Regions from separate parts of the Homo sapiens genome. Here regions 1 and 3 are each linked to region 2. Evidence: chromatin contacts called from ENCODE Hi-C or POLR2A ChIA-PET data. All regions are on one chromosome and are shown on one strand. Each heading gives the region's core, a stretch centred on a gene start or an enhancer-like site at or near the end of the contact. The rest is flanking DNA. Distances are from core to core; before and after follow the strand shown.

Region 1 (2,700 bases), core at 81-2,580, 380 kb after region 2:
AGAAGGAGAAAGAGCCCATAGACTTTTCTGTCAGATATGGAGGGCGGGTCGTAATTATTGTAACTGATCCTAAACAGACACAACAGAATACATCCAGGTTACTACTGAGCACTCTGAACCTTGTGACAAATAGAGGATTTCATAAGCTTTGTCCAAGTTTGAGGTAATTTAAATGAAAAGATACTTGAGTCACTCCTCACTTTCCCTTGAAGAAACAGGAAAACTCCACTATGGTGTCTGACAGTTGCTACCTATTTAATCTGAAATTGGACAGAATCTAGGTTGCTGAATTATGGGTAGTCACTGGAATGTTATTTTAAACAAAATAAACCCCGGGAATAAAGAAGCTCAAGAATTCTGGGGAGAGGATAAATCACTTGAAATATACATACGGGAGCTTGAAACATTTTTTTTTTCTTCTTCTCTCTTTGTGCAATTTATTTCCCACGGAAGATTTCATTCAGATAGAGTAATCTGCTTCCTGAGAGAGTCCAGGAAGTTTCTTGAGGATCTGGTCGAAGGTAGAGTGATTAAGTAACTCAGCCCAGATGAAGAGCCAAAAGTTTTCTATCTGCTTTTCCCAGGCTTCCCTCCCTGTCTCTCCCCTCCCCGCAGCTCTCTGAATTTTTAACCCTAGGATTCTCTTGTAGCACATGGATTTTCAGGGAGTATACTAACCAGAAATGGAAAGGATTTATTTTACCAGAGAGTCTAAATATCTTGGGCTTTCAGCCAGGCACAGAAAGTCTGACTGTGGAAACATGCAGACCCAGGGACAAAAAAGAAATCCTCAGACACAATATGGAGTGATTCCTGACCAGATTTACGGAGATGTCATCCGTGCTATCAGAAAAGGACTATAGGTTTGAATCTCTAAAGAAGACTCATGCTAAAGAGAAGTTGCCAAGGACATACACACGGAATGAAAGAAAAGAAAATGGAGGAAAATAATGGAGATGATTTAGATTGAGCATAGTTTATATTAATGAGACACTAGAAAGCGCTGAGAGAATTGCATGGGGAGTTATGAAAATAAATCTAAAATAAGATAAAATAAATATGAAAGACAGTACAGAATCTAAGGAATTTGCATTTTATTATGAATAAAGGTATATTTCCAGCTAGCGACCATTTTATAGAACAACTTATAAAATGAATCATTTCCATCTCTGCTTGGGACACTCCCTTTTCTCCTGAATTGCAGCTCCACCAACAATGAAAGGTGTGTGTGAATGTGTGTGTGTGTGTGTGTGTGCTGACTTACTATCTAGATAAGTGTGTGCTACGTGTCATACTGATTTTCTGGTAATTCAACACTAATTCCTGGCAAAGCATCCTGGGAAATTCCAGACCTATGAATGCCTCTCTGGAAGGTCACAATCAAGATCTGTTGAAATCCAACTGTATTTCAAACACTTCCTGGATTCTTTATAAAATCAAGAAACAGCTTCTCCATTGCTTTTCCTAATCTTTGAGCAAGTACGTTTCATTAAAGTGCTAGTACTTTAAGAATTTGACCTAATCTGCAAAATACTTCAGTAGGAAATGTGGCAAGTGCCACTGCTACAATTCTCCAGAGGTTAAAAAGAATGCACTCAATCAATTAGTGGTGAAAGTGAACATAAATCCTGAATTTCATGACCCATAGTTTAGTGAGGAGTCCATCACATGTCATCATTTACTTGCCTCTGGAAATCAGAAATAAACTGATTTTGCTTCAGTTAACTTTGCAAAATGTTTACTTTGCTTAACTTTCAAAACTGTTTTCTTTAACAAAAATGACAGGGCACTATACTTGCATTTTTTTTTTCACACAGCACCAAATTATTCCGGCAATTCAGCAAAGGAAAAAGAGATAATCTAATTCAGCTGGCATTACATAAGTAAAAACAAGCTAAATTTCAGTTAGCTTCAATAAGTGCTTCTTTCACCTGAGTACTCTCCTTTGCCCCATGCCTCCAACTGTGTGTGTTTTCTTTTTGTTCATTTAGGCTACAGTTAATGAATATTAATAATAGTACTAATACTATTGCTAAAGGGTAATAATAGTATGAGCATGCACCCATTCAGACTCTTTGCTTATAGAAATTGGTGTTATTCATGAACACAGGGAGGGGAACATCGCACACCGGGGCCTGTCGGGGTTGGGGGCTTAGGGAGGGATAGCATTAGGAGAAATACCTAATGTAGATGACAGGTTGACGGGTGCAGCAAACTACCATGGTACCTGTATACCTATGTAACAAACCTGCACATTCTGCACGTGTATCCCAGAACATAAAGTATAATTTAAAATTTTTTTTTCTCATTTCCATGCCAATAACTTTATTTATTTATTTATTTTTTATACTTTAAGTTTTAGGGTACATGTGCACATTGTGCAGGTTAGTTACATATGTATACATGTGCCATGCTGGTGCGCTGCACCCACTAACTCGTCATCTAGCCTTAGGTATATCTCCCAATGCTATCCCTCCCCACTCCCCCCACCCCACCACAGTCCCCAGAGTGTGATATTCCCCTCCACGTGTCCATGTGATCTCATTGTTCAATTCCCACCCATGAGTGAGAATATGCGGTGTTTGGTTTTTTGTTCTTGCGATAGTTTACTGAGAATGATGATTTCCAATTTCATCCATGTCCCTACAAAGGACATGAACTCATCATTTTTTATGGCTGCATAGTATTCCATGGTGTATA
Region 2 (2,700 bases), core at 22-2,521:
AAGGTGAGGAACTCTCTCACAACTTTCGAGAGTCCCCTCGACCTTTCAAGGAAGGTCATTCCATCTGAGTTCTAGATGAGACCAGCTGAAGCTCGGACCTTGACCGTGAGCTGGAGTAGGTGGATCCCCGCTAACCACTGGCTTTAAATGGAGGAAAAGTTAACTTTCTTGGCTCCTTGCACTTCTCCAAACCCAGTCCGGTAGGCGCAGGACCCGGACTGGGTCGAGGCCTCAAAATCTGAGACCAGGCAAGACAGGTTTTAAAGTAAGCCTCTGGGCACCACTGGTCGCCGCGCGTAAACCCACCTGAAAAGACCGGAGCCCTGGGGCTCCCTGATGTAGTCATTCCTGGTTTGAGCACAGCCTGCGCCACCTGGTCTCCTCCTAGCAATGCGAGCACACGCCGAACCCTCCCCGCGCGGAGTCTAACACCGACGCTGCCTCCAAACCTCCCTCGCGGGGAGCCCCTGGGTGCGCGGGGCGTTCTTACCTTGGGGTTGGTCAGGAGCTGGTGCTCGTCGCTGTGCAGCAGCGCCCTAGAGTTGGACTCAGAGTTGTTCACGTAGACCTGGACGCAGGGGTACTGCGAGGTGCCCCTGCAGTCGGCGCCACAGGTGAAGGTGCACTCGAACACCTCGCCGATCTGCTGCACCGACAGCACCGTGCAATTGGCCTCCGTGGCTTGCAGATCCTGCAGCGCGGGACTCAGCCAGCAGAAGCCGAAGATGAAGAGCGACACGACGCCGGAGATGATGAGAAACAAGCCGAGCCGGATGCTCTTGTCCTCGGCTTCCGTGTACTCGTAAGCCACCCGGAGCTTCGCCATCGCCCCCCACTCTCGGCGGCTGGCGTGCTCCCCCCGCCCCCTCCCGCCCCCGGCGCCGAGCCCGACTGCCTCGGGCGGGAGGAGCCGCCGCCGCCACCGCCGCCGCCGCGCGACAGCAGGGGAGTGGGCGGCGAGGGGGAGCGCGCGAGAACAAAGGGGCCGAGGCCAGCGACGCCCCCGGCGGCGGCGGCGGCAGCGCCCCCCAGCCCCCCAGCCGCCGCCTGGGCCCCGCGGTGCAGCAGCCGCTTCAGAGCCTCCTGCACCCTCGGGCGCGGGGAGCGCACGGACCGCTCCAGCTTCCAGCGCCCCCTGCCAGCCTCCGCCCCCGCACTCTCCCCGCCTCCCCCACCCCGCCTCCTCTCGTCGGGTGTCTCTCTGTCTCCATCGCCCGCTGGCCGCTACTCCGCTGACTCGCCCGGCAGCTGCCCCAAGGCTAGGAGTGTCTGAGCTGGGGCGAGCCCGGGGGCTCCCCCGTGCAGGAGGAGGCTCCGCCCCGCCCCGTCCGCAGCAGACCCGGGCCCTTCCGCCCCGCCCCGCTCCGCCCCGCCCCGCCCGGGGGCGTCTCCTTTGGGCGAGGGGCTGACGGGCACAAGCGACAGCGGCGACTTGCAATCGGAATCTTCGCTCACTCCCCTTAGAGGGACGTCCGAGATGAAAGATTAAGATCAATTTAGCTTAACCGGAGGGAAGTTAAAATAATAATAATAATAAGAGGGGAGGGTGGAGTTCAAGTGGAGCGGCGGGAATCTTGAACTCCAAACGAGTACTGGTCACCTGCAGGGAGAGCGGCCAGGCTCCGGGCGCACCCCGGGAAGCGGGCACGGGTGGCGGTGTGGGAGGACACGAGCCGCCCAGGCCGGGCGGATCGAGGTGAAAGCCCCAGGCTAGCGGTGTGCGCTGGGAGGTCCCCGGGGACGACTGAATCGCAGGTTCCCATGCCACGGGCGGGCTGGCGCGCGGTGGTGCCGGAGGCGTGACCCAGCCGCGCCCACGCCGCCAGCGGCTGCGCCCAAGGGAGCGCAGTAACCGTCCAGTCCCAGGACTTGGGCCTCCTAACCGTCTTGGCGCAGACCCGCGCCCCCTGACCCTGCTGAGGCCGGGAGGGCTGCAGGATTGGAGTTAAACAAGCTGAGTCAGGTGGAGTTTGCTGTGGAGGCAATGTGCGTGGGGGCAGGAGGCTGGACGAAGGAAACTTGCTGCTTAGGTCGTCGGTGACCCTTGTGGCAACTTAGGTCTCTGGCAGCCGAGTTGACCCCAACTTGATTTGCCCCCATGGCTGGGGCTGACTGAGACCAAAGGAAAAAGGTGGAGAGCTTTGCAGCCTGGAAAGAAATACCACTTTACCCATCAGAAAAGTACTCTTGCTTTGGGGCTCGCAAGAACAGAATCATTTCTGTCGTTTCCCTCCTTAGGAGTCTTGCCACCCCTGACCCGCCCCAGGATTTGTAGATGAGGTTTCCAGGAGCGCTGCTTAAAGCGACAGCGCCGGGCAGACCCACTTTGGGACAGGTACTGTTTCTAGACCTGTGTTCTGCTCTTAATTCTTGCCGTTGCTCCCTCCTCCCCCAATTACGCTAACAATGCTTCAGCCTCTATTGTTTTCGCGACCTTTTTAAAGTTAGAATGACCTTTTCCCAAACTACACTTTTATCATAAAATCAAACTTGAGAACTATTTATATGTACATTTCGAAGAATAAAATCAGAATATTAACTTCCTTGCAAACTACATAAACTTTTTTTGTTTGCTTGTAAGTCTCAAATGAATAAACTCTTAATTATGTTCCTGATGAATACGGAAACATGGAATCATGGAATTCTTGACTTCTCTTTCCTGGACTTCAAATGTTACTTAACTGGTATTGAGTACCTTTC
Region 3 (2,700 bases), core at 8-2,507, 360 kb before region 2:
GGGGAAAAAAAAAAGCCCTCAAAAAGTTCTCTTGGAACTTTTCTGCTTAGGGTTGCAAGCTGAAATTTTGGTGATGTGCCTTGATTTAATTTCCAAGTCTCTTATCTGTAGTTTATTCTTGTTACTGCAGTTGCTACTGGTTTTTAACTTGTACACAGGAAACCAGTGCCAATCAATTTTGTTCCCAAGGTGACAGGAAACCCTGGTTGGTCAGATGTTGATTGTGCTTGCTGTTCATGCTCCACCCATCATATTTTCTTCCCTTTTGGCTGAACTTAAGACAAATTAATCAGTGGTCGACATCTGGCAGACAGTTTTGGTGTCTTCTCAGTGATTTGTTGACCCGCACATCTAAACAGTAAAAACTCAGTGCGTAAAACTTGTAGGCACTAAATATAAATGCTGCCAAGAATCTTTTTCAGGGACTTGGGTGGAAGGCCCATCTTTTGGCTTTTTACTTGAAAATGTGAATTTTCTTGAGTAATGAAACATCTGTTCAATAAATATCTCACCTTCTTTATGACGGCGGGTGGCTTACCTCACTCTATTGTAAATTCCAGATATGAACTGTGAAACAGGGGGCAAGGAAGGGCTCAGAGAATGTTAAGCTTTTTAACAGGCCTCTGCTGCTTGTAATTAATCTTTAGCCACCTGCATATTTTCTTCATAATGAGTCTTATCCCAAATAAACATATCCCTCGTCACTGAACACTCTGAGAGAAAATGTTGGTACCCAGATTCTGGCAAATAAGATAACTCATAAATAAAAGCTAAGCACAAAGTCAAGCCGGATGACCTCCGCGTCCCTCCAAGTCAAGCTTCTTTGGAGTCTCCTCTTTCAAACTCATGGTTTATGACTCTTAAAAAAGAAAAATTACAAACTGTTTACTAGCCTTGCGAACTCTTTTCAGAAATCATTTGTTTTAACGAGAGTGGTACTAAAATATAGGTCTAATTTTATCAGGTCTAGTGACAGGAGAGATCATGAGAAACATACAAGAAATGTTATCTCTATATAGGAAGATGAAGGAAGGTAACAATGCAGGAAGGTGGGATTTAGATAAACCTAAAAAGGGCAGGTATGTTGGACCGGATAGGCTTTTCCTGTTCCTAAAATGTCTTGTGCTCTTACACAGGAAAAGCATTCTTATTCACCCGAGGCATTTGCAAGTCCTAGGCACAAGACCTAAAAGGACCCTGGGTTCTGGTAGTAAGAAAGCAGGAAAGGAGTGGGTGGGAAAGGAAGCGTCCACGGGGGGCGCATAGCCGGGACAGATTTTTCAAAGGGTAAAAAAGCCTTTAGCCATTTTTCATCTATGCCTCCCTCATTTTGAAAACAAACTCTGCTAGTTTGTTCTTATTTCTTAATACAATACTTCCCATGCCAAAATTTGGATACATTTTAAATTGGGGTCAATTTGGGCTGTAGAGTCTCTAATGAATTGGTCAGCATGTTCATGCTCTTTGAGAGTCTGCTGCCCTCACTGACCTGCCAGTTCCAATAATCATCCAACTATCCTCCCAACGATTCCTTTCCTGGATATATTAGCAGGGCGAATTTCAATCCACTTTGTTTATTTGTTCACTACGGTATCTTCCATAGAAAAGCTAGGCCTGTGAAATAAAGATTAAACGGGCTAGAAAAGTTTGCGGTGTTATGAATCCTATACTGTGCAGAATTCATAATTCCAGTTTTGCCTAGTAGAAAAAAGCCCAAGATCATAAATATTTCTAAGCAGTCAGGGAAACTGCATTTGCCAAGGCCCTATAAGAAAGCTGATGGTGAACCCAAACAGAATCCTGCCAAATACCTAAAATGTGTTGAAATATATTTTATAATTCCTCCCCCACAATAGTCCACCTTTTGATTTGTGTGATAATCTATTTGGACAGGAGCTATCCACCGTGTGCCTGCTCTTCTTTCCACCTGCTGTTCCATCAGCCGAGGAAAGGGTTGTGCCCAAGGGAGGTGGCTGTCCATTGTTATTCACAATAGCGGTGCCCCTCATGAAATGCTCTGCCAGGATAGATAAATTACCTATTCTTAGACAGAAGTTTTATATATGTGCAATGTTGACTGACTCAGACTCTAATCAAAACTGTTCTCTTGGTTCTCCTCAGTATATTTCTAACTCCTCGGTATATTTCTAACCTATTTCTAACTGGAGAACTTTAGGATATTTGGCAGTACCATGTGTAAGTAAGAGCTTTTGCAGGACTTCCAAGCAAGAGAAGTAACAATGGGTATATGCCTGCAACACATTTCTTTTAGGGGAATATGGCACGAGTGTTTTTGTGGATTATCTGGTTTATATAAGATATGCATTTTAAATAACTAAACCTGTGTTGACATGCTTATACTAGAAAGCAGTGCTGTTAAGGAGCACCTCTATATAGGCAAACCCTATTCAGTGAAGAACCAAATCTGAGCTTTAATCTGAAACCAAATAGAAAAAGTTATTGGAGTCGAAGATGAGGGAGTGGGGTGAAATAAGATTATGTATCAAGCATATTCAAATATAGGATAATATCCTAGGGCCTAGTGGTAGTACCAATAAGAAAAATGTACCTGAGCCAGGTGTGGTGGCTCACGCCTGTAAGTCCTAGCAATTTGGGAGGCCAAGCCTGGGGGATCACTTGAGACCAGTTCAAGACCAGCCTGGGCAACATGGAGAAACCCTGTCTCTACTAAAAATACAA

Evidence for each region. A loop is a pair of places that touch in the nucleus more often than their neighbours do. ChIA-PET counts read pairs that join two places held with the same protein, here RNA polymerase II (POLR2A). Pooled maps may share reads with other maps.
Region 1: a loop to region 2 is called in a map of IMR-90, with 3 times the contacts of the local background. The contact joins the enhancer-like site here to the promoter of KCNMB4 in region 2. A Hi-C loop is called at or near these places in 5 of 168 maps with a recorded cell type or tissue (Calu3, HepG2, IMR-90 and 2 more) and 6 of 50 pooled maps. POLR2A ChIA-PET finds 5 or more read pairs at or near these places in 1 of 52 experiments (naive thymus-derived CD4-positive, alpha-beta T cell).
Region 3: a map of heart right ventricle shows a loop between it and region 2 (4-fold over the local background). The contact joins the enhancer-like site here to the promoter of KCNMB4 in region 2. A Hi-C loop is called at or near these places in 6 of 168 maps with a recorded cell type or tissue (Calu3, PC-3, chondrocyte and 3 more) and 14 of 50 pooled maps.

What each region holds. Positions count from the first base shown.
Region 1 is chr12:69,986,566-69,989,265 of GRCh38, reverse strand. No RefSeq gene overlaps it. Among named protein-coding and RNA genes, the nearest start is that of MYRFL, 160 kb to the right of the region's middle. Within about 2 kb of position 1,330, at least 12 of the 41 ENCODE cell types and tissues checked have a DNase peak (open chromatin) inside an H3K27ac peak, as active enhancers do; they include IMR-90, where a contact is called at or near this core.
Region 2 is chr12:70,364,861-70,367,560 of GRCh38, reverse strand. KCNMB4 (potassium calcium-activated channel subfamily M regulatory beta subunit 4) reads right to left here and starts at 1,271. Exons shown (of 3, transcript NM_014505.6): 1 at 491-1,271. The coding sequence starts at 826. RefSeq lists a silencer at 1,216-1,455.
Region 3 is chr12:70,720,654-70,723,353 of GRCh38, reverse strand. The region is part of intron 6 of PTPRR (protein tyrosine phosphatase receptor type R); the gene reads left to right. The region is part of intron 1 of LOC124902960 (a long non-coding RNA gene); the gene reads right to left. Among named protein-coding and RNA genes, the nearest start is that of PTPRB, 85 kb to the right of the region's middle. Within about 2 kb of position 1,257, at least 3 of the 41 ENCODE cell types and tissues checked have a DNase peak (open chromatin) inside an H3K27ac peak, as active enhancers do; they include endothelial cell of umbilical vein and heart right ventricle, where a contact is called at or near this core.